Regions from separate parts of the Homo sapiens genome. Here region 2 is linked to region 1. The links are chromatin loops, found by intact Hi-C in ENCODE. Cell type or tissue: GM12878. All regions are shown on one strand. Links, peaks and the distances in the headings refer to the core of each region. The heading gives the core; the rest is flanking DNA.

The links. A loop is a pair of places that touch in the nucleus more often than their neighbours do. Peaks named below come from ENCODE experiments on the same cell type or tissue, not always from the same donor. Only the 100,000 strongest peaks of a DNase experiment are listed, where the experiment ranks them.
Region 2: it touches region 1 in a loop (2.6-fold over the local background); 2 of 110 quality-filtered maps call a loop at or near these places.

The regions. Positions count from the first base shown.
Region 1 is chr3:72,077,996-72,088,673 of GRCh38, reverse strand. All of the region lies in intron 2 of LINC00877 (long intergenic non-protein coding RNA 877), which reads left to right. It also overlaps the pseudogene CCDC137P2 and the pseudogene CCDC137P1. Among named protein-coding and RNA genes, the nearest start is that of LINC00877, 17 kb to the left of the region's middle. RefSeq lists enhancers at 80-797, 798-1,514, 6,214-6,313, 10,016-10,065, 10,186-10,315 and 1 more and a silencer at 6,654-6,723. In GM12878, for the core only: no CTCF peak of the experiment used is centred there; DNase peaks (open chromatin) are centred at 6,103 and 9,775; H3K4me3 peaks cover 919 bases; H3K27ac peaks cover 4,603 bases.
Region 2 is chr3:72,678,791-72,689,468 of GRCh38, reverse strand. LOC105377161 (a long non-coding RNA gene) reads left to right here. Exons shown (of 11, transcript XR_940962.3): 4 at 3,662-3,774; 5 at 4,672-4,747. Among named protein-coding and RNA genes, the nearest start is that of SHQ1, 160 kb to the left of the region's middle. In GM12878, for the core only: no CTCF peak of the experiment used is centred there; a DNase peak (open chromatin) is centred at 6,198.

The DNA of each region.
Region 1 (10,678 bases), core at 1,816-9,815:
CCTGCGCTCTCCCTCCTTTGGCACGGGATGAAGACTGAAGCCTGGCAAGGCCCTGCCCTCAGCAGGAACTCCCCCTGGGCCCCACTCTGTGACCCTGAGCCCAGGCCAGGATCCTTCCTTTACTTTCTCAAGCCACTTTGGGCCTGCCCAGCTCTCTCAGAGCCCTGTCATGTAGGTGACAACACTGTTTTTTGTTTGTTTGTTCCTTGTATCTTTAGTAGAGGCAGGGTTTCACCATATTGGCCAGGCTGGTCTGGAATTCCTGACCTCAGGTGATGCACTCGCCTCAGCCTTCCAAAGTGCTGGGATTACAGGCGTGAGCCACCGCGCCCGGCCCCCGTTCCCACATTCTTGGTGTATGTGCTGTCATCACATTCAACCCCAACCAAACCTTGAGTGGGTAGCCTCTGCAGGGGACCACTCGCAACTGGCCTGTAGTTACGGTCCCCTGCAGAGCCCTCGCAGGTGGTCCAGATGTGCCCACTGGCCCTGCCCCAGGTGCGTCTTCCCTGCCCCTAGCCTGCTCTGCCTGATGTGCACTGCACTCAGCTCTGCTGACTCCCAGGGGGCCTCCGTCACACACCGAGCCAGCCTCATGAGCGGTCTTGGTAGGTGGTGTTCAGGGACAGGGTAATGGGATCCAGCCCTTCCTAAGGTGTACCTGGGCTGCGACTCAGAATGGATGTTCAGAACAAAGAGATGCAACTGTGAGTGACCCCACAGGCCGACCGTCAACCAGGCCTTGGCCCTAGTCCATCGGGCACTCAACCCTTGCAAGACGTGGACCCGCTGATGCCCAACGTGTGAACGAGTACCTGGAAGCCTCACCCCACAATGCTAGCATGGCCAGAGAAAAGGATCTGCCTGCCTCTCCCCCACCCAGGTGTGGCAGCTCCTGGTGCCAGTTTCCCAGGAGCGTGGCCAGGCCCCGAGTCTCTCCATCACAGCTGTGGCTCTGGCTCCTTCTTGGAAGTGGGGAGGGGCTCACTCCCCATGCAGCCGCCACTGCTGCTTCAACATCTGTAGGCCTGCATGGCCCACTCTCTCTCCTCCCCCACAATCCGCTGGTAGGCCAGGGAGGCAGTCAGAGGCTGGAATACACCTCGGGGGCTCAGAAGCATCCTCAGCATCTGCGATCTCCTGCCAGGCTGGTCCTTGCTTACGCTCCTCCGGGGCCTGGTAGTCAGCTCTGGGTGCTGCAGGACAACCTCACCAAACTTCACTGCGTCTCGGAGCAACTCCTGCTCCAGCCTGTCTGCCATCTTTTCCTCCTTTTTCTGCCAGACTTTATCTAGTCGTCGCTTCTGGAACACTTTTTTTGCTTTTTTCAGCTCAGACTTCTCCTTGGGAGCTGCCTGGACCTCTGGCTGCTGGGTGGCCTGGTTCTTGCTGAGGAATAGCATGTGCTGGATAAGGCCTAGTCGGACTCCCCCTTCCTCTGCTTGAACTTGGGGACGGCAATGTCGGGCTCCACTCCCTTTGCTTCCTTTTCCAGTGTCTTTCTGAAGCCCACCTGGGCCGCTTTCTTCCTCTTCTTGTTACCGGTCGGATTTTTCATCTCCCAGCGGCTCCTCATAATCTCCCGGAGCTGGAAGGGGATCTCCTGTTTGTCCTGGGTTTTGGGCTTGCAATTCACTTTCTCCTCTTTGCTGTGAATCCTGGACCACGGGGCTGGGCACTGCTTCCCCAGCAGCTGCACTTGCTGCCGGCTGCTGCTCCCGCCGGGGACTCCCAGGACCCGCCGGCGCCCTGGGCACCGCTGCCCCACCTCCAGCTTGTGCCATCCCCACGCTGGAAGCTTCCCTAGCGAAGCCACTTCCACATTCCTCCATTTTTTAAAGTGATTAAGAAACACTGGCTAAAACTTTTTCAGTTGTAAGCAATAAAACCCAATTCAAACTGACTTACGCAAAAATGAAGTTCAGGAGTCTGGACTTCAGGTATTGCCAGATCCAGAGGTTCAGATACTATCAGCAGTGCTTTTTCTATCCATATTACACACAGACTGTCTCCAAGTAGCTGTCCGTGAGGGCTCCTATGAGTGTCATTTACATCTTACTGCCAGCTATCTGGGAGGATTGTGAAACACTGCCCAGCTCTAACAAGCCTAGATTAGACAGCAGTGTAGGCGCTAAGACTCCCACGTATATGGACAGAGAAGATAAAAGACCTTCAGCCATTTCACAGTGCTGCCTGGGGAGGGCTCATTTTCTCCTCATATTCTAGGAGAACAAGAAAAACAGGGCTTCGTAATCTGGTAGGTATAAATTCAAATCTAAGATCTACCAGTTACTAGCTCTGTGATCCTTAAAGTTCTTGAAGCTTTGGTTTTTCATCTGTAAAATGGAGGTAGTGGTAGTCACCCGTAAGATTGTTGCTAGGATTAGTTGAGACCATGCATGTAAAGTTTCCCACAGAGCACCTGCACATGCTATATCTAAAAGAGGAGAGGAGGAGGAGGAGGATTGTAAGTGGGGGATGCTTATTTCCTGTTTCCAGAGAGGGGAGGACACCTGCCCTCTCCAAATGTTTTCTGCTCTTGTGTTGTTTTGCTCAAGGTTGAAATCCCCAGGATAGAAACTCAGATTGGCCAAGCTTGGGTGATGGGAAAGGACAGGTGAAGTCAGTGCACCTTGCTTGACCCACCAAGACCACCCAAATCGGGGTGGAGTGGTTCCCCAGAGGAAAATTGGGTGCTGTTAGGAGAAAGGAGGGGGCAGACACTGGGTAGGAAAAGTTGCAGATGTCCACCGCAGGCATCCTTCGATGCAGTATGCCAGGAAGCCCTGATCCATACTTTCTTCCCCTCACCCCCTTGTGTCTATTTTCTCCTCTAGTGGGATCTGCAGAGAAGGAGGAGTAGGTGATTGTGGCTGACACAGTCAATTGCCTCCCCCAAGGACCTTTCCCACCTTCTTTTAGCTGGCTAAGTTCAAGAGTTGACCATCTCTGGCCTGCTCTGCCTGATGTGTGCTATGTGCTCGGCTCTGCTGACTCCCAGGGGCCTCCATCACAAGGCGAGCCAGGGTCATCAGCTGTCTTAATAAGTGGTGTTCAGGGACAGGGTAATGGGACCCAGCCCTTCCTAAGGTGTACCTGGGCTGCGACTCAGAATGGATGTTCAGAACAAAGAGACACAACTGTGAGTGACCCCAGGCCCCACAGGCTGACCGTCAACCAGGCCCTGGCCCTAGTCCATCGGGCACTCAACCCTTGCAAGACGTGGACCCGCTGATGCCCAACGTGTGAACGAGTACCTGGAGGCCTCACCCCCACGCTGCTAGCATGGCCAGAGAAAAGGATCTGCCTGCCTCTCCCCCACCCAGGTGTGGCAGCTCCTGGTGCCAGTTTTCCAGGAGTGTGGCCAGGCCCCAGGTCTCTGCATCACAGCTGTGGCTCTGGCTTCTTCCAGGAAGTGAGGTGGGGTCGCTCCCCATGCAGCTGCAGCTGCTGCTGCTTCAATGCTCTGTAAGCCTGCACTGCCAGTTCTCTCTCCTCCCCTACAATCCGCTGGTGGGCCAGGGAGACAGGGGCAAAGGGCTCCTCCCCAGCCCCAGGAAGGGGATATCACTTGGACTCACCAGATCATGGTAATTCCATTGCCAGCAACTGTGGGTACATGACTATTATAGCGAGTGGGATTTAATGGAATACCCTCTGGGCACCTCTGGGAGAGTTGTTCCTCCTGAATAAAAAGATACATGGGCCAGGCACGGTGGCTCCTGCCTGTAATTCCAGCACTTTGGGAGGCCAAGGCAGGTGGAATACTTGAGGTCACGAGTTCAAGACCGGCCTGGTCAATGGTGAAATCCCGTCTCTACTAAAAATACAAAAATTAACTGGGCATGGTGGCACAAGCCTGTAATCCCAGCTACTTGGGAGACTGAGGCAGGAGAATTGCTTGAACCTGGGAGGTGGAGGTTGCAGTGAGTCGAGATCATGCCATTGCACTCTAGCCTGGGAGACACAGCAAGACTCTGTCTCAAAAAAAAAAAAAACCGCAAGGAAGAAAACCCCATCTCTTCTTCAGGCTGATGTTTCTGGGTTCACATGTGATACGTGGAACAGTGGCAGCCTTCAGCCTTTCTGGAATAATGAAGAGACAAGCCCAAGAACAAAGCCAACATGATGAGGATGGCAGGACAGAAAGACGGGGAGAGGCTAATCCTTATTGAAGTCAGTCATTGGCTGAGCTATCCATGGATACTACCTCCAGACTTCCTTTGATGCCTTACTGCCTAAACTACATTCAGGTGGGTTTACTCATACCCTAGCCAAAGCATCTCAGTGATACATATATATGCTCATCTATTTCTAAATCTCCAACAAGGGTAAGGAAGCCTTTTAGGTCAGTGGTTCTCAAAGTGTGGCCCCTGGACCAGCAGTATTGACATCACCTGGAAACTTACTAGAAATGCATATTCTTGGGCCCCATCCAGTTCTTGTCAATCTGAAAGGGAATGGGTGCAGCAGCAATCGTGCTTTCACAAGCACTCCAGGTCATTGTGATGCATGCTACAGTTTGCCAACCTCTGCTTTATATACTACTCTGTTGTCATACTGATATCAGAACTGACCACTGGGAGTGAGAGCACCACTCATTATTCCATCCAACTTACCTTTTTCTATCATTGCTTCATTTGATTCTGCTATCCCTAAAACAAACAAACAGAAAAACAAGAAAAAGGACAAGGAAAAAAAAAAGGGAGAGAAAGAGAGAGACAGAAAGGATTTGAAAACCGTTGGCCAAATAAACCTTTTGCTTTGAGTTTCAATCTGCTGACTCTGGGTCATCAGCTCCTTCCAAAAAAGACTTTGGGTGTCTGCAGAAACCTGTAGTTACTAGAATGTGGTGGACATTTCCAAAATATTTAGAAACACTAATAATCACTGTTATCAATAATGCTCCATAGGGATCTCCCTTGAGCTACTGGAAGTGAAGTTAGCAAGGAACTTAGAGAGGCGTGTACTGCCTGGGGTGAGCAAAGAGAATTTGGAGGGACAGAGGAGCCCTGAGAATAATGTTAGAAAAAAAAGGAATGAAAAACTTGCTGCAAAAAGGAGAAAAGAAGGAAAGAAAGAAAAGAAAAAGAAAATGATTCTCATCAGGGAAGCCAGTGAAGATGGATTTGTTTTCCAGGACTCAATACATTTAGACAAAGGAGCGCAGAGAGGAGATCCAGGTTTAGGGGTGGTTTGAGCAAGGTGTCCAGGAGGGAAGGCAGGGGCACGTCTGGACACCTGGGCAGCCATGGATAACGGAGAGAACAGGTCGTGGGAGTGATGCTGTGTGGGAGGAAGAATGCCTCCACAGGATTAGACTCTGGCACCACCCCCTACTAACTTTGGTCTTAGGCAGCTTCCCGAGCTTCTCTAAGCTTCAGTTTCCTCAACAGCCAATGGGCTCAGTGATTCTTATCTCACAGCTTGTTGGAAGGTTTACATAAATCAACGTACTATGATCTGAACTGCATATCCCCCAAATTTATATGTTGACGCACTAACCACCAATGTGTCGAATTTGGAGATAAGACTCTCGGGAGGTAATTGAGGCTAGATGAGGTCAAGGGAAAGGAGCCTCCATGATAGCATTGGTGGCTTTATAAGAAGATGAAAAAACAGAGAGAGAGAGAGAGAGAGAGAGTTCTCTCTCTTTACCATACAAGGACACCACAAGAAGGCAGCTGTCTACAAGCCAGGAAGAGGGCCTTCACCGGAACCAGAATCAGCCAGCACCTTAATATTAGACTTCCAGCCTCCAGAACTGTGAGAAAATAAATGCCGGTTGTTTAAACCACCCAGGCTATGGTATTTTGTTATGGCAACCTGGACTGACTAATACACAAGGTATATTAAGGACCTTGCATAGTGTTTGGCTCATTCTAAATGCTCAATAAATAAATAAGATTCATAACAATGAATATATTAATTAGCAATAAGTTAGGAAAATGAGATTGCCAAGGTCTTTGAATGACTAAACTGAGTATGTAATTTATTATCTGGACCATGGGGAGTTTCTGAGCAGGAAACAAAAAGAGGAAGCATATGTGTGCATAGCTCTGAGGTCAGTGTGACAATAGGGCATTACATAAGGCGGGATTCAGCAAACGTGAGGGTGCGTCAGGATCACTTCGAGGGCTTGTGAAAATATAGGTTGCTGCCACCTCTACTTTCTCTTTCAGATTCAGCAGGTCTGGGAAGGGGTTCAAGAATTTGCATTTCAAGTAAGTTCCCGGGAGATGCTGATGCTGCTTGTCTAGGGACCAGACTTTAAAAGAGGGAAGAAGAAAGATAAAGAGAGAAAAAACAGACAGAGACATTAGCATGACCTTTGGTCTGGAATGGCAGCAGAATGCTTGCTCTGCAGACATTCAGTCCACACTGTGATGGATGACGGAGAACGGAGGTGGTGCCTGGAGCTGCCAAAAGTAATTGCTTCAAGCATTGCACGCAATTATGGCATTGGTTTTTTTGGTTTTGTTTGGCTTTAAGGGTAAACCACTATAATTAGAAAACTTGCAAAATCCTGACTTACAAAGTGAGCAGATTTTCAAATCAGAGAAACTTCGTTTTCATGCCTTCTCCAAGTTGTGGATCACTGCTCAGAGATGACTATTTGGGGCCGGTTGCTAAGACTGTTACTAGTTGCAAGGTAATATCATACACAGTGCTGGTAAGGTCAGCTTGAGCTGCAGGCCCATTAGGATGTTTGGTTGAATGTGTGATGGTAGGAGTGAGATGGTCTGGTTTTTTTGTTGTTGTTTTTTTTTGTTTTTTTGTTTTTTTTTTTTCTGATTTTTCTTAGGACCCTGAGGTGAACATATGTGGTTTATTCCACATAGTGCTTATTTCTTCTTTACATTTGTACCTGCACTCTCCCTTTATCTTTCTTTGGGAAAATCCTTGTCACTGCATACTTCTTCTTCTTCTTTTTTTTTTTGTTGACAGAGTTTCACTCTGTTGCCCAGGCTGGAGTGCAGTGGTGTGATCTCAGCTCAGGCCAACCCCTGCCTCTGGGGTTCAAGTGACGCTCCTGCTTCAGCCTCCTGAGTAGCTGAAATTACAGACACGCATCACCACACCCAGCTATTTTTTCTATTTTTAGTAGAGACGGGGTCTCGCCTTGTTGGCCCTCAAACTCCTGACTCCAGGAGATCTGCCCACCTTGGCCTCCCAAAGTTTTGGGATTATAGGCATGAGCCACCACGCCTGGCACACTGCATACTGCTATATGGTGTCTGTCAGGCTGCTAAACTCCTCAGTCTTCCCGTAAGCCACAAGGTTGGCCATGGGATCGAGGTCTGCCCAATCCTAGTGTCTTCTCCCTTCAGACCCTGTGACTGGGCTAAGGAAGCTTGTGACCAGACCAGCCTATCAGAATCCTTCTCTGGGATTCATCCATAAACCAAAAGTAAAATTCTAAGTCCTCAGCCATTTTGATGGACCCCATCTCTTGGCCAAGGCATTCCAAAGTTAACCAGAAAAACTAGTTCAGGCCATGATGGGAAGAGGGAGTCAGACATGCTTCACCAAACCGTCCTCCCCTTTTGGAATTCAGGCTCACCTGACCAGCATTAACATCAACTCAACCTTAAGACTGATAGAACAGACGTTTTAAGTGTGATAAGAAACATTTACAATCTATTCTGTCTGCAGCCTGCCACCTGAGGCTTCATCTACATGATAAACCTTGGTGTCTACAATGCCTTATCACAACCCAGACATTCCTTCTGTTGATCCCAGGTCTTTAGATAATAACTCTTTCAACCAAATGCCAATCAAAAAGTCTCTGAATCTGCCTATGACCTGTGAGCGCCCCCGCTTCCAGTTGTCCTGCCATTCCAGACCGAACCAATACACATCTTACATGTATTGATTGATCTTCTTATGTCTCCCTAAAATGTAGAAAACCAAGTTGTAGCTCAACCACCTTGGGCACATGTTCTCAGGATCTCCTGAGGGTTGTGTCACAGGCCATTGGTCACTCATGTTTGGCTAGAATAAATCTCTTCAAATATTTTACAGAGTTTGACTCTTTTTGTTGACACACCTTTGGGCACCAGAAGAGAGAAATCACTGTTTCCTTGGACGGCCCTAAGATGTGATGATGTGAGTGAAGGATGCAGTTCACCCAACCCCATAAATGAATGGAGTCCTCTTGTAAGAGGGAATCAGCCCCAACCTACAGAGAAAAGAGAAGCTAAGTCTATGCAGGGGAGGGAGAAAGGGGGAAAGGAAGGAAGAAGAGATGGGGAGGGAGGAAGGGACAGTGGAAAAGAGGAAGGCAAGGGGAGGGAAAAGAGATCCTTGTCATTCGATTCACTAGCATCCCAAGGCTAATACCACATTCAAATTTTCACTCGCATGAGTCAAAAAAACTTCCCCATTTTACTTAAGCTTTGAGTTGGTTTCTGGCACTTTTAACTGAAAAGGTCTGAATAATAAAGTTCATCAATCCACTTGTAACCTAACTTCTAGAATTCAGGTTGTGCTGGGAAATTGCTAATTCAAAACTCAAGTGCCTACATCAGCGTGGGAAGGAGTCCTTTGGAGCTGTCTGAAATTTCAGGGCATTGTCCCCATTGGAAGCTTTGAACATTACACTTAGAAATGCTAATGAGAAAGAGAGAAAAGAGGGAGAGAGAGAAGGTTTAACCAATTTTCAAAAGCCAAAGTCAGTCTTTTTAGGAGAGAAAGGGGAAGAAAAAGGGATGGAAGACACTGGGAGTGTTTTTAGTGGCTGAGACAATGGAGGGTCTTCCTTACCAGGTAGTGAGGAATTTTTCCTACAAAAAAGACACGAGTGGCTTTTGTATTTGTAGACAGGACTAACCCTCCTGGGGGTGAGCTGATCAAGGTGAAATTATATAACCTATACAGTTAACTAAAGTGAATTCATCTCCATGCCCTCAGCAAGAAGAGTGAAAAAGAGGGCTGACATGGTGTTGGTTCTGCCCATCCTCACCTGCAAGGGGCATGTGAGAGCTGAAGTAATCAGATTTACTTCCTACCTCTCACGGTGCAAGCACCTCACTGTGCTAGTGGGCATTTGAAGGGATTTTCCAAATGCACCTTTAACTGTACACAATTTTCATCTTTGTAGAAATTTAGAACCCGACTCCCTAAATAACATGAGACATCACCATCACAGGCCTCATATTACAAGCCTGTACAGAGGGTGTGTGTGTGTGTATGTGTGTGTATGTGTATGTGTGTGCATATGTGTGTGTCTCAGAATATATCTGATGGTTATTTGAAGCTCAGTATTAATAAGCTATATAATAACTGGGTTCTATAGTATTTGAAATCAAAATCACTTTTAGATTCCTCTAGGCTCTTGTAAATGATAAGTACATCAAAATGCCTTGTGATGGCCTTCTGGGAAAAAATCCTCTCAGCCCAATTTACCAGGCAACTTTTATCCCATTGAATAAACTCGAGGCTCTAAGGCAGTGACTCTGCCATCAACAACATATATGAAAGCCTGCACTTTGTGGTTGGTCTGTTTTGTGTGAGGTGGGCACTTGCTGTTCTACTTGCCCAGTGGCACTTTTTAATTGGAATGATTTTTATTTGGTCTGATTTCCTGAAATAGAATACATCGCCTGCTTTAGAAACCCCAGATAGTCTATCAGCACAGACAGCAAATTGTCCTGGGGTTCTTGGCTTAGCTGTTTGTGGGGAGAAAGACTGCTGGGCAGGGTTTTGGCAGGGGGCAGTTGTAGCATATTCAAATCAGATATTGAAACAGTTTGTGTGTGTTTAGGAAGTAACCACAAATTTGACATGCCACCTCCACCCCAAACCCCAAACTGGTTCCATTCCAACAGGCAGTAGTCTCAAAGACTCTCTTAAATGGTTCATTTCTTCCTATTTACAACTCCCACAGTGAGCTGTTTTTTTAAGGGGAAATCAGTTTCTATGAACATCTAGGGCCCTGAGTGGGTCTTTGCTCTTTATTTGTCCTGCTTTGTTTAAACCAAAGAATACCTCAAGCCAGTAACCAGGCGAGCAGGGGCCTGTGACAGGCATGGTCACCTGAAATCCATTTATGCACAGGGATTGAAGGAGCAATCATATTCTAAATAAGGCTAATGAAGCTTTTTGTGAAAGCGCCAAAACCCACACACAAACGTCACCCTTGGCGTGTTCTCATTTCCACGGAGCAAAAGCAAAGGGGAGAAGGCTTACTGGGAAGCTGCCGCTGGCACATAGAATTAAGCAAAGGCTGTCCCATAGGTGTGCACAGCGGGCTTCTTTTCAGAGGGAGGATGAGGAGGAGGCAATGTGGTTCTTGCATACTAAGGGACTCAGTGTACTGCTCTAGGTGTGATTTTTCTTTTCTGTCACAATTGAGCCCAGTTTGAATTTCTCCCCTTACTTTCTTTTGGTTCACTCTTTTCCTTCATGGTAATCTTGCTGCTTAATGACCCTGGCCCCAGGCTTCCAAGGTAACTTGCCAAGAAGTTCAAGTTTACTTCTGAAGTCCATGGCTCTCACTTCCTCTTCCTTCGTCCCTCACCGCTTCTCACTTTTCTCCTCACACCTCCCGCACAACATCTGAAATATTCACTACCTCCAAGCGGCCCCGCTTTTGCAACCCACCCAAGCCTGTCATTTGTTTAAACGCTACTACTTATTTGGGTTTTGGCTCTGGGCCAGTCATCAGCAAACATTT
Region 2 (10,678 bases), core at 1,510-9,509, 600 kb before region 1:
AAGGAAACACGCAGGGCGCCACAGGAACATGCGACTTGGATGTTCCTGAAATTGTCAATTACCAGTCTGTAAGAAAGGAAATAACCGGCCGGGCGCGGTGGCTCACGCCTGTAATCCCAGCACTTTGGGAGGCCGAGGCGGGCAGATCACAAGGTCAGGAGATCAAGACCAGCCTGGCTAACAGGTGAAAACCCGTCTCTACTAAAAATACAAAAAATTAACCAGGCATGGTGGCGGGAGCTTGTAGTCCCAGCTACTCAGGAGGCTGAGGCAGGACAGTGGCGTGAACCTGGGAGGCGGAGCTTGCAGTGAGCTGAGATTGTGCCACTGCATTCCAGCCCAGGTGACAGAGCAAGACTGTGTCTCAAAAAAAAAAAAAAAAAAAAAAGAAAGGAAATAACCAAAATGTCTGACAATTAGGGTTTGGCTAAATAAATTATGTAAGTCCACACTTTGGAATAGTGAGCAGCATTAAAATAAACATCACAGGGCTGTGTTTATTGACATGGAAAGATGTTCCTGTCACATTTAAGGGAAAAGGGTGATTACAATAAAAAAATTCTGTGTGTGTGTTTGTGTGTGTGTGTGTAGGCATAGAAACGACACATTACAAGTTTTCTCTGGGTTTGGGGATTATTTATAGATAGTTTTTTCTTTCCATCTCTCTGACCTTTCTGATTTAGGGGGGTAATTAGCATGTATTCCATGTCTAATTGGAATAACCAGCTATTTCCATTTGAGGGGAAAATAGCTGCTGCCTTTTGAGGCACACAGATGGCTGGGACAGAAGACCCTAGCTCCTTGTTCTTATGAAAGGTAAAGGAATCACTTATAGATGATGAAGGCTGGTCCGTGTTCTGTAGAACCGAGGTCCTCAAGTGCAGGCCATAGATCTGCATTCGAATCACCCAGGGCTGCTGGTTAAAATGTAGCTTCCTGGGCTCCACCCTGATATCACTAACAACTCACATTTACTGAGCATTTGTTATTATTATTGTTGTTGTTTAGATGGAGTCTCGTTCTGTTGCCCAGGCTGGAGTGCAGTGGCGCGATCTTGGCTCACTGCTAGCTCCACCTCCTGGGTTCACGCCATTCTCCTGCCTCAGCCTCACCAAGTAGCTGGGACTACAGGTGCCCGGAACCACGCCTGGCTAATTTTTTGTATTTTTAGTAGAGACGGGGTTTCACCATGTTAGTCAGGATGGTCTCGATCTCTGACCTCATGATCCACCCGCCTCGGCCTCCCAAAGTGCTGGGATTACAGATGTGAGCCAATGCGCCTGGCCTACTGAGCATTTTTTATGGACTAGCCATTGTTCTAAGTGCTTGACACTTACTAACTCATGTAATCCTCATGAATCCTAAGGTATATACATAATTATACCCATTTCACTGATGAGAAAGCTGAGGCACAGACTGTTTGACCAGCATGCCCCAGTGAGAGAGCTGGTGGCCGGTAGAGGGGATGCCAGTCCTTGTTCTCAGCTGCAAGTCTGAACTCAAATCACTACCCTGAGAGGGCGGGGTCTTAGGAATCTGGAGTTCTAACCAGCTCTTCAGGTGGTCCACGCACACACTGAAGTGAAGTAGCACCACTTTAAAGAATCTTTTCCTCTCAGAACCACTTTCAGTGCTTTGGTAAGAAGCAGTGGCTGGGCGTGGTGGCTGACGCTTGTAATCCCAGCACTTTGGGAGGCCGAGGCGGGCAGATCACTTGAGGCCAGGAGTTCGAGACCAGTATCTACAAAAAAAATACAAAAATTAGCTGGAAGTGGTGTCGCACGCCTGTAGTTCAAGCTACTTGGGAGGCTGAGGCAAGAGAATCGCTTGAACTCGGGAGGCAGAGGTTGAAGTGAGCAGAGATCATGCCATGCACTCCAGCCTGGGTGACACAGTGAGACTCCGTCTCAAAAAAAAAAAAAAAGTAGCGGATCCATTTTACTCAACATCTGCTACGAAAAAACTGTCTTCTTGAAGTCATTAGAACAAAAATATATCTGAGATTCTCAGCCGTGGTTAAGTCATCATGTGTAAAAAGTGGACGGGGACCAGGCACAGTGGCGCATGCCTGTAATCCCAGCACTTTGGGAGGCCAAGGTGAAAGGATTGCTTGAGCTCAGGAATTCGAGATCAGCCTAGGCAACATAGTGAGACCTCATCTCTACAAGAGAGAAAAAATAATAGCTGGGCATGGTGGCATGCACTTGTAATCCCAGCTACTCCAGAGGCTGAGGTGTAAGGATTGCTTGAGCCCAGGAGGTCAAGGCTTCAGTGAGCTGTGATCGCACCACTGCACTCCAGCCTTGGCAACAGAGTGAGACCCTGTCTCAAGAAAAAAAAAAAGTTGAATGGGCTGTGCCAACTCACTAGCCTAATTATTCCTCCTCTTCTTCCCTTCTTTGGAAAATTTCTTTCAGGCAAACTTTTATTCAGAATCCAACTTGTAAAATGTTAAAAAGTGGTGCTGCTCTATCTGAAGTTGGGAGGTGGGGGTAGATGTGTGTGCAGGGTTCCATAGGCCCCTGAAGATCTCCTTTCTGTTTCCAAAGGCTGAAGGGCTTTGGAAACAGTTTGAAAGGTGGGGACAGTTGAGGAGAGGAGGCCATGACTGCCCAAGGCCACCCAGCTAGCTGGTTTCAGTCTCAGGACCAGACCCTGCTGCCCATCTCCAACTAAAGACTAACACAAATTGCTTTACAAGGTTGACCTGCTGTGTAAAGATACCCACTGGTGGCCAGGCGCAGTGGCTCATGCCTGTAATCCCAGCACTTTGGGAGGCCAAGGTGGGCAGATCACTAGGTTAAGAGATCGAGACCATCCTGGCCAACATGGTGAAACCCTGTCTCTACTAAAAAATACAAAAATTAGCTGGGTGTGGTGATGCGTGCCTGTAGTCCCAGCTACTTGGGAGGCTGAGGCAAGAGAATCGCTTGAATCCGGGAGGTGGAGGTTGCAGTGAGCTGAGATCACACCACTGCACTCCAGTCTGGCGAAAGAGTGTGACTCCTTCTCCAAAAAAAAAAAAAAAAAGAAAAGAAAAGATACCCACTGGCCCAAAGGGTAGCTTGGCAGAGTTACTATGTTGAAATATTGCCTTGCAGGTGCCCTACCCTGGGTGGCACAATTCCATGGGCCCTGTTTCCATCATGTGCCATGGAGTTGGCTTTAGGGGGTTGCTACGCATATACATTACAGATAGATATATGGTGGCTTCTAAAGTGACGAAGGTCCAAGAACCCACGGAAGTTCCTTGATTTTGGAATTAAGGTGAAGTCGGGCCCTTGAAGGAGCAGATTAGTCAGCCTCCAGCATGAAAGTGACAGCCTGTGAGCACAAGTCTTCCAACCTGAGGTGGCAAACCACAACAGTGACCCTTCCAATTAGCACATGTGTCCTGGGCCTAGCTCTGGAAGCTGTCATGGTGGACATGAGATGGGAGTATGGGTGGCATGGAACCCAAAGAAAGAGAACTGGGAGATTTGGTCTCTGTGCTTGGGGCTGGAGAATGGGGCCTGAGGACCCTAGTCGAATGGAAGTGTGAGACTGTGGATCATGACTGGATGCTGGAGCGTGCTTCCTGGCCTATTCACAACATCACCTTTGATGCACCCAAGCCCTCTGAGGCAGGTACGACTCAGTGTGTATTTTTTCCATTTTGCAGATTAGGAGATTGAAGCTCAGAGACTTGTTGGAGCTCACAGCGGCACTGGGACATTTGGACCAAGAGCTTTTCTCCCTTCCGAGTCAGTGCATGATGCCAGAGAACATCCCTGGGTGAGGTTCGAAGAGAGTGGCCTGAGAGACTTTTCTATCTGGGGAGTGTGAGGTCCATATTTCCTGCAGGGCTTCCCCACTTACAGTGTCTCTCAGCCTCACTGATGACCTGCACCTGGCTGGGAGTTCTTTTGGTCCCTTCCCTACCTCAAGACCTGATTTGACTGCTCCAATTTACACAGGGAGGGAAGGAATTAAGAAGAAAAGAAAACACTCCTAAACATGAAAGAAATCACAGTCTTTCTCCGGAACTAAAGGCTTTTACAGGAGTGCAGGGGGAAAAAAATCTGATCATTCTTGGCAGCTTTTGAACAAATTAGGGTGTTGGAAGAATGGATGAAAGACTGAGGGGTATGTTGGAGTGTGGAACAGTTGCACAGTCCTAATGAAACAGAGCAGGCTTCCCCAGTGAGTGCCTGTCCCCTGCTACGTCTGTGAAGTCAGGGGTAACATTGGAGTCTAATGCTGGGAAACAGCCATTGCCCTTTCAAGCTCAGCTTGAACCACATTTCCTCAGGGACTCTTCTTGATTCCTACACTAGGCTGGCCGGTTTATTTATGTGGTCTTCGTGTCCCCTGCACTTGACCTTTGTAACCCACATTGTTCTTGTAATTCTTTGTCCGGTACCTGTCTCCCTGTTTTGACTGTGAACTCCATAAGGGCACAGGCTTGTCTACCTTGTTTGCCACTTGTACTCCTTAGGAATCTTTTAGGTACAATAAACAGAAGATACAAACCAAGGTGAACTAGCAAAAAGGAACTTTTTTTCTGCCCAAGGGTAGAGTTAGCTTCAGCCTAGGTTGGATTTAGGGGTTCTGAATTAGCCAGCCAGATTTGATCTCTTTCCCTCTCTTGGATCCACTTCATTTTTCTCTTTGTGTTGGCTTTATTCTCAGGGTTCCCATGGTGCTGTTATGGCTGTCCTGTTTCTTACCCTAGATGCTTTCAGGAAAGACTAAGATCCTTTTCCTGGTGAGTACAGCAAAATTCCCAAGACTAACTCTGATTGGCTTGGCTTGAGTAATATGTCCATCCTGAACCAATCACCATAGCCCAGACAGCATGGTGCCCTGATTGACCAGTGTAGCACACATGGATCATTGTTTACCCAAAAGCTATCCCCTCTTCTTCCTTGATAACAAGAACCCATCAGGTATCTTTTTGTTTGTTTTTTTTTTTTTTTTTTTTTGCCCACCTCTTGATACCCATTAGGTATCAAGAGTTGGGCAAGATCCTCACAGAAGGTGACCTCTTCCCAATCCAGGAAACTATTCATGGTAATCTCATTCCCTTTTGGTGGGAATTGGTTTAAAAGGGTGCATTGTAGGCTGTGCACGGTGGCTCATGCCTGTAATCCCAACACTGTGGGAGTGCTAGGTGGGCTGATCACTTGAGGTCAGGAGTTCAAGACCAGCCTGGCCAACATGGTGAAACCCTGTCTCTACTAAAAATACAAAAATTAGCCAGACATGGTGGCACACGCCTGTAATCCCAGCTACTCAGGAGGCTGAAGCAGGAGAATCATTTGCACCCGGAAGGCGGAGGTTGCAGTGAACCGAGATCGTGCCATTGCACTCCAGCCTGGGCAACAGAATGAGACCCTGTCTGAAAAAAAAAGGGTGCATTGCCCCACTTCTGACAAAGAGGACACAATGCAAAGTGTACTGGAGAAATGTTCTTCTCTGGCAAGTCAGGTCTGTAGGGGTGGGGCTAGCTGCCTGCCCAACCCTTCTTGCCTTTGGATATTGTTGTAAGAGGATGGAAGTTTGGAGCGGCTGCAGCCATCTTGCAACCATGAAGCAAGATAATGCTAATATATAGAGGTTGGCAGAGTGGGAAAAGGTCTGCCCCTGGCTATTTTGTTGTTTTACTTGTACTAGCATGTACCTGTGGCTTAAAACAAAGAAGAAAAAATACTGTACACAGGCTCCTGGAACCCATTTGCCTGCATGTGCAGTGTCAGAAATGCCTGGGATTTACATTTCTACCAGGGCAGCCTTTACCCATAACTGTCTGATGCAGAAGTCTGAAAGCCTAGCACCTTTGCTTTGAATTGGGACAACCTCTGAGGCATACTTTACACTCCAGAGCTTGCTGAAGGATCAGGCTGAGGCCTGGACTTTGCTTGAAATCAACCTTTGACTGGAGTCTTCCCTTCCCTGTCCTGCTCCCCCCACCCCCACCCCCTGCCAGACACCCCTGGGAGCACTTCCTTAATCAATCGCTTGCACACAAATCGTTAGCTTCTTCTGGGGGACCTGTCGTATCACCAGGGCTTACACATCACAGCTGCTCTGTAAATATTTGTTGCCTGAGTGAATGAATACATGAATGGATGAACAAGCTGGGGAAATCACAGGCAGGTGGAATCTGAACAGGTTATTATACTAATTACAGGCTGTCTACTTTTTTTCCCTTTGCCTCTGTGAAACAGGTTGGCCCTTTGGGGAATTTCCCCAAAGCTTTTGAAGCAGACAAGGTGTCTTCTCGCTAGACTCATATGCTTCCTAATTGGGCAGGCCATTAGAAAATGAGTTCATCTCCCCAGGGAAGGAGGAGGGGACTTATCACTCAGGACAAGGGCCCTGGGGTGGGGACAAAACTGCCTGAACATCTGCAATGTCTATTGTTACTTGAGCAGCTGGAGGGAATGACCATTCTGGAATAAATCAACTAAACCTTTGACCTGAACTCCAGTTTAATTCACTCTTCCCCTCCATTAGCTAGTGTGAGGGATGGTGGGGGGGCAGAAGGGGAGGGATAACATATTTTATTTTTATGGCATTTTTATTCCAAATGACCTGTTGGGTCAAACCCACTCTCCTTTCATGAATTATGCATTAAAGGAGCCCTTTTGCTTTCCTAATGGCTTTAGTTGAGTTCACCTCCCAGAAAGATAAAACAAAAAATCAAGAATTTCAGTTAAAAAGTTCACCTCTTGCCATATCAATTGACATGGTTTTAATTGGGTCATTCCATAAAGAGTCTCTGTTGATACAATTTTCAAGCTTCCTAGGGTCTTAGAAATCATCCAACTCTATCCTTGTATTTCAGGAGGGAGGATAAAGAACCTGGAGATGAGAAATGACATGCCCAAGTTCACACAGCTACTGAGTGTCAACAGCTATTAAGAGAAAGGGATGGGAATATTCCACTCACTTTATTTCCAGTCCAGTGTTCTTTTGTGCAAGGAAACCTAGAGAGGTAATATAGTTGCCATGGCTGCAGAACAAATTGTTCCAAAACCTAGTGGCATAAAACAATCACTCGTGGATTCGGTGGATTGGGAATTCGATAGGGCAAATGCTTCTCCATGCTTCTTGGTGTCTGCGGACTGAGCTGAAAGGGACAAAGGCTTGGGGCTGGGTTCATCTGAAGACCTGTTCATTCACGTGAATGCTGTCTGTTGACTGAGGCTTTAGCTGGAGTCATTGGCTAGAACCTCTATATGTGGCCTCTCCATGTGGTCTGGGCTTCCTCACAACATGGTGACTGGATCCCAAAGGAGAGAGTCCTGAGAAAAAGAGAGAGAGAGAGAGAAATAAAGATTGGTGGAAACTTTTATTGACTTAAAGTCACTCAGTGTCACTTCCACAACATTCTATTGGTCATAGCAGTCCAACCGGTTTCAAGGACAGGGAACGCAGATCCTGTATCTCAATGGAATAGTGTTAGTCACATTGAAAGAGAGCATATTGAAGCCATCTTTGGAAAATACAATCTGCCACAAGAGAGTTAGGGCTAGTACCCATTAAGTTTGGCTGAACTGTTAATTTAGTATCTGTCTTTCCTATTGGATTATAATTTCCTAAAAGGCAAGGCGTGTGTCTGTCTTGTTTGCTGGCAAACCTGTGTCCAGCACAGGTGCCGCTGACTCAGAGTAAGAAATTAATATATTTTTGTTTGGAAAGTAAGTATCAAAAAGAAAGTCTTCATTGGCTAAAAATATACTCAAAGATTTTCCTCTCCTCTTCTCAGTAAACTTTCCCATTCATCAAGAACTTGACAGCCGGGTGCGGTGGCTCATGCATCTAATCCCAGCACTTTGGGAGGCCGAGGAGGGTGGATCATTTGAGGTCAGGAGTTTGAGACCCGCCTAGCCAACATGGTGAAACCCTGTCTCTACTAAAAATACAAAAATTACCGAGGTGTGGTGGTGGGCGCCTGTAGTACCAGTTACTAAGGCGGCTGAGGCAGGAGAATTGCTTGAACCCAGGAGGCAGAGGTTACAGTGAGCCAAGATCATGCCACTGCACTCCAGCCTGGGTGGCAGAACGAGGCTCCATCTCAAAAAAAAAAAAAAAAAAAGAAAAGAAAAGAAAAGAACTTGAACACCAGTACCATCTTCCCTAGAGAGTTGATTGATTGGGAGAGATACTTAGCTTAGTCTTAGTCAGAGACGTTGTCCTGGGGGGTGTTATATGTAAGAGGAGCCCTGGAGGATGAGAAGGGGAAGCCAAATGAAGAGGCAGGAGGAAGAGCACCCCAAACAGAGGTAATAGCCTGTGCAAAGGTGGGAGTCAAGCCGTTCAGCATGGTGGGCACAGAGTTTGAGAGATTTGAGAGATGAGTAGCAAAAAGTCAGTAGGCTGGAGGGGCAGGCAGGACCTGGGTTATAAGGAGGACTTAAATGTCACCTGGAGGAGTTTGACTCATCCCTCAGAGTGGTGGGAAGCCACTAAGGAAGTGGCACCATCACATTTATGTTGGAAGGATCTGACTGCAGGGTGGGTGGTAGGATGTGGGGTGAGGAGGTGGACATCGTGGGAAGTGGGAGGCAGGTTGGGACATTGCTGGCAGAGATCATGATGCCAGAGCCGCATTAGAGGGCCGTGGGGCTGGCAGGAAGTGGGGGGATATTTCCAAGGAGGATTTAGTGACTAGTGACTAAATGGTGTAGGGCTGAGGCGGGGGCTGGGCCTGTCTGTCCTCAGTCTCTGGTTCAGGTAAGCACGTGGACAGTGGTCCTAGGCATCCAGCAGGGAACTCTGGAGGAGATGCAAGCTTTGAAACGGGGCTGAGGAGGAGTTCAGTGCTTTGGACACGTTTAGTTCCAGATGCCAGAGAGACATCCAAGAGTGAAGGTTCTAGTAGGCATTTGGATTCAGGAGACCAAAACTCACAGAGTAGTCCTGGCTATAAATTTGGACTGGGACCCAATACAGAGATGGAAACTGAAGGCACAGGAGTAAATGTACTCACAGTGGGAGGATGGGAAGAATGGGAGCAGAGCCATGGGTAAAGCATGTTTCCAGAAGGTTCTCCTGAGAGACCCAGGAAGGAAAGGAGCAAAATTCCATAGGATCCACAAGAGAGGAGTCATTGGCAATTTTCATAAGGACAGTTCCCCTTGTGATATATGGGAAGAAGGCAGATGGCAGAGTTGAAGAATAAGAAGGAGGTGAGAGAGTGATGAATGAATGAATAGCATTCCAGCAAAGTCTTCACATGCCTCCTCTAGGTCTGCTAATTCTGGAGATTCAGAATGGATTTGCCAAGAAAACTCCCAACGACCAGCCAGGAGAGGAATCTTTTCCACCAAGCTCTCTCTGTTTCAGAAAATAACCAATGTGTGTGTTGACCTCAGCATCCCTCCCTAGCAACCAGCATCTGTGTTTAAATTCGTGGGGGAGGGGTGCTATTATCTTGTGGCTATCCACACAGCTTCTGTGGTTACATCTGTTGTTTTTGTCTGTACAATAGCCATTTGTCATCATTTGGCTATTAACACCTCGATCTGGCTGGGACTCACTCCTTATCCCTGGCTCTGGGGATGGCACGTGTCCCAACCGTGGCCAATAAGACTCAGGCCTGAGATTTTTTGGAAACTATTGAGAAAGAGAAGCACCCCTTAGGCAGGGATGGCTGCCACCACCCCTATTAGGACTGGAGACATCCTGCCAGCAGAGACAGAAACAGATCCAAGAGACAGAGGGAGAAAAACAGTCTTGATAGCACTTCATGAGCTCCTGGATCCAGCCATGCCTGATACCATTTAATCCTTGGGCTTTTCAATTACATGAGTCAGTAAATTATCTATGTTTGCCTGTCAGAAAGGGTTTTGTGAGTTCTAGCACTGAACGAATGGTCCCAGCAGGAACAAACTGCCTAGGGATGGGGGCATAGGAGTGGAGTTGGTGGAGGAGGTTTACTTGATTTCCCCTCAGACATTTCACCAGGCATCTCATCCCCCAAGTTGCTACCTTAGCAATTCTCCCTCCTTTTTGCAGTCATCCTTCCTATTGTTTTTGCTTGTATTCCTATCTTTTTGTAAACTCCTCCTTGCTTAAAAAGCAGCATCTGAGATGCTGGCCTGAGGCCGTCTGCCCTTCCCAAGAGAATACACATGCTTGCTATTCTTTACAGTAAAACCAAGGTCCACATTGTGTTTCCCCAGGGCTCCCAGAACCTGAGTTGAGAGGTGGGGATTTTGCAGGGACTCCATCAGTGTGCAGCATCTGTACCTGCCTCCAGCGACTGCTGACACGAGCGGCCACATCTCCACACTTTCGCCCCACTACCTTATGTGTGCCACAACCCCTCCAACAATGCAAACTCTTGTTCATTTGCTCAGAACATGAATGAATCATGCCAGGGAAACTCCTGGCCACTGGACCACATTTTGCTGTGTTAGCAATAAACATCCCTTCATATTGTCATCATAGCCACAGGGGAAGACAGAGGTCTCCTGGCAGAGGAAGGGCGTGACACATTCCGCACTCTTTCTACTCCCTCCCTATGTCAGCCCTGATCTTTGTTTCCTTCTTTTTGCTTCAGAGCAAGCCTCCTTCTAAGGCCTTTAATTCCATGGATCATATTTTCTGTCTAGCTTCCATTTAATGGCCTGTCATGGGCCCATACCATGCCAGCTCCTGGGCGTAGTGGGGTTTGTGTATTTCAGTG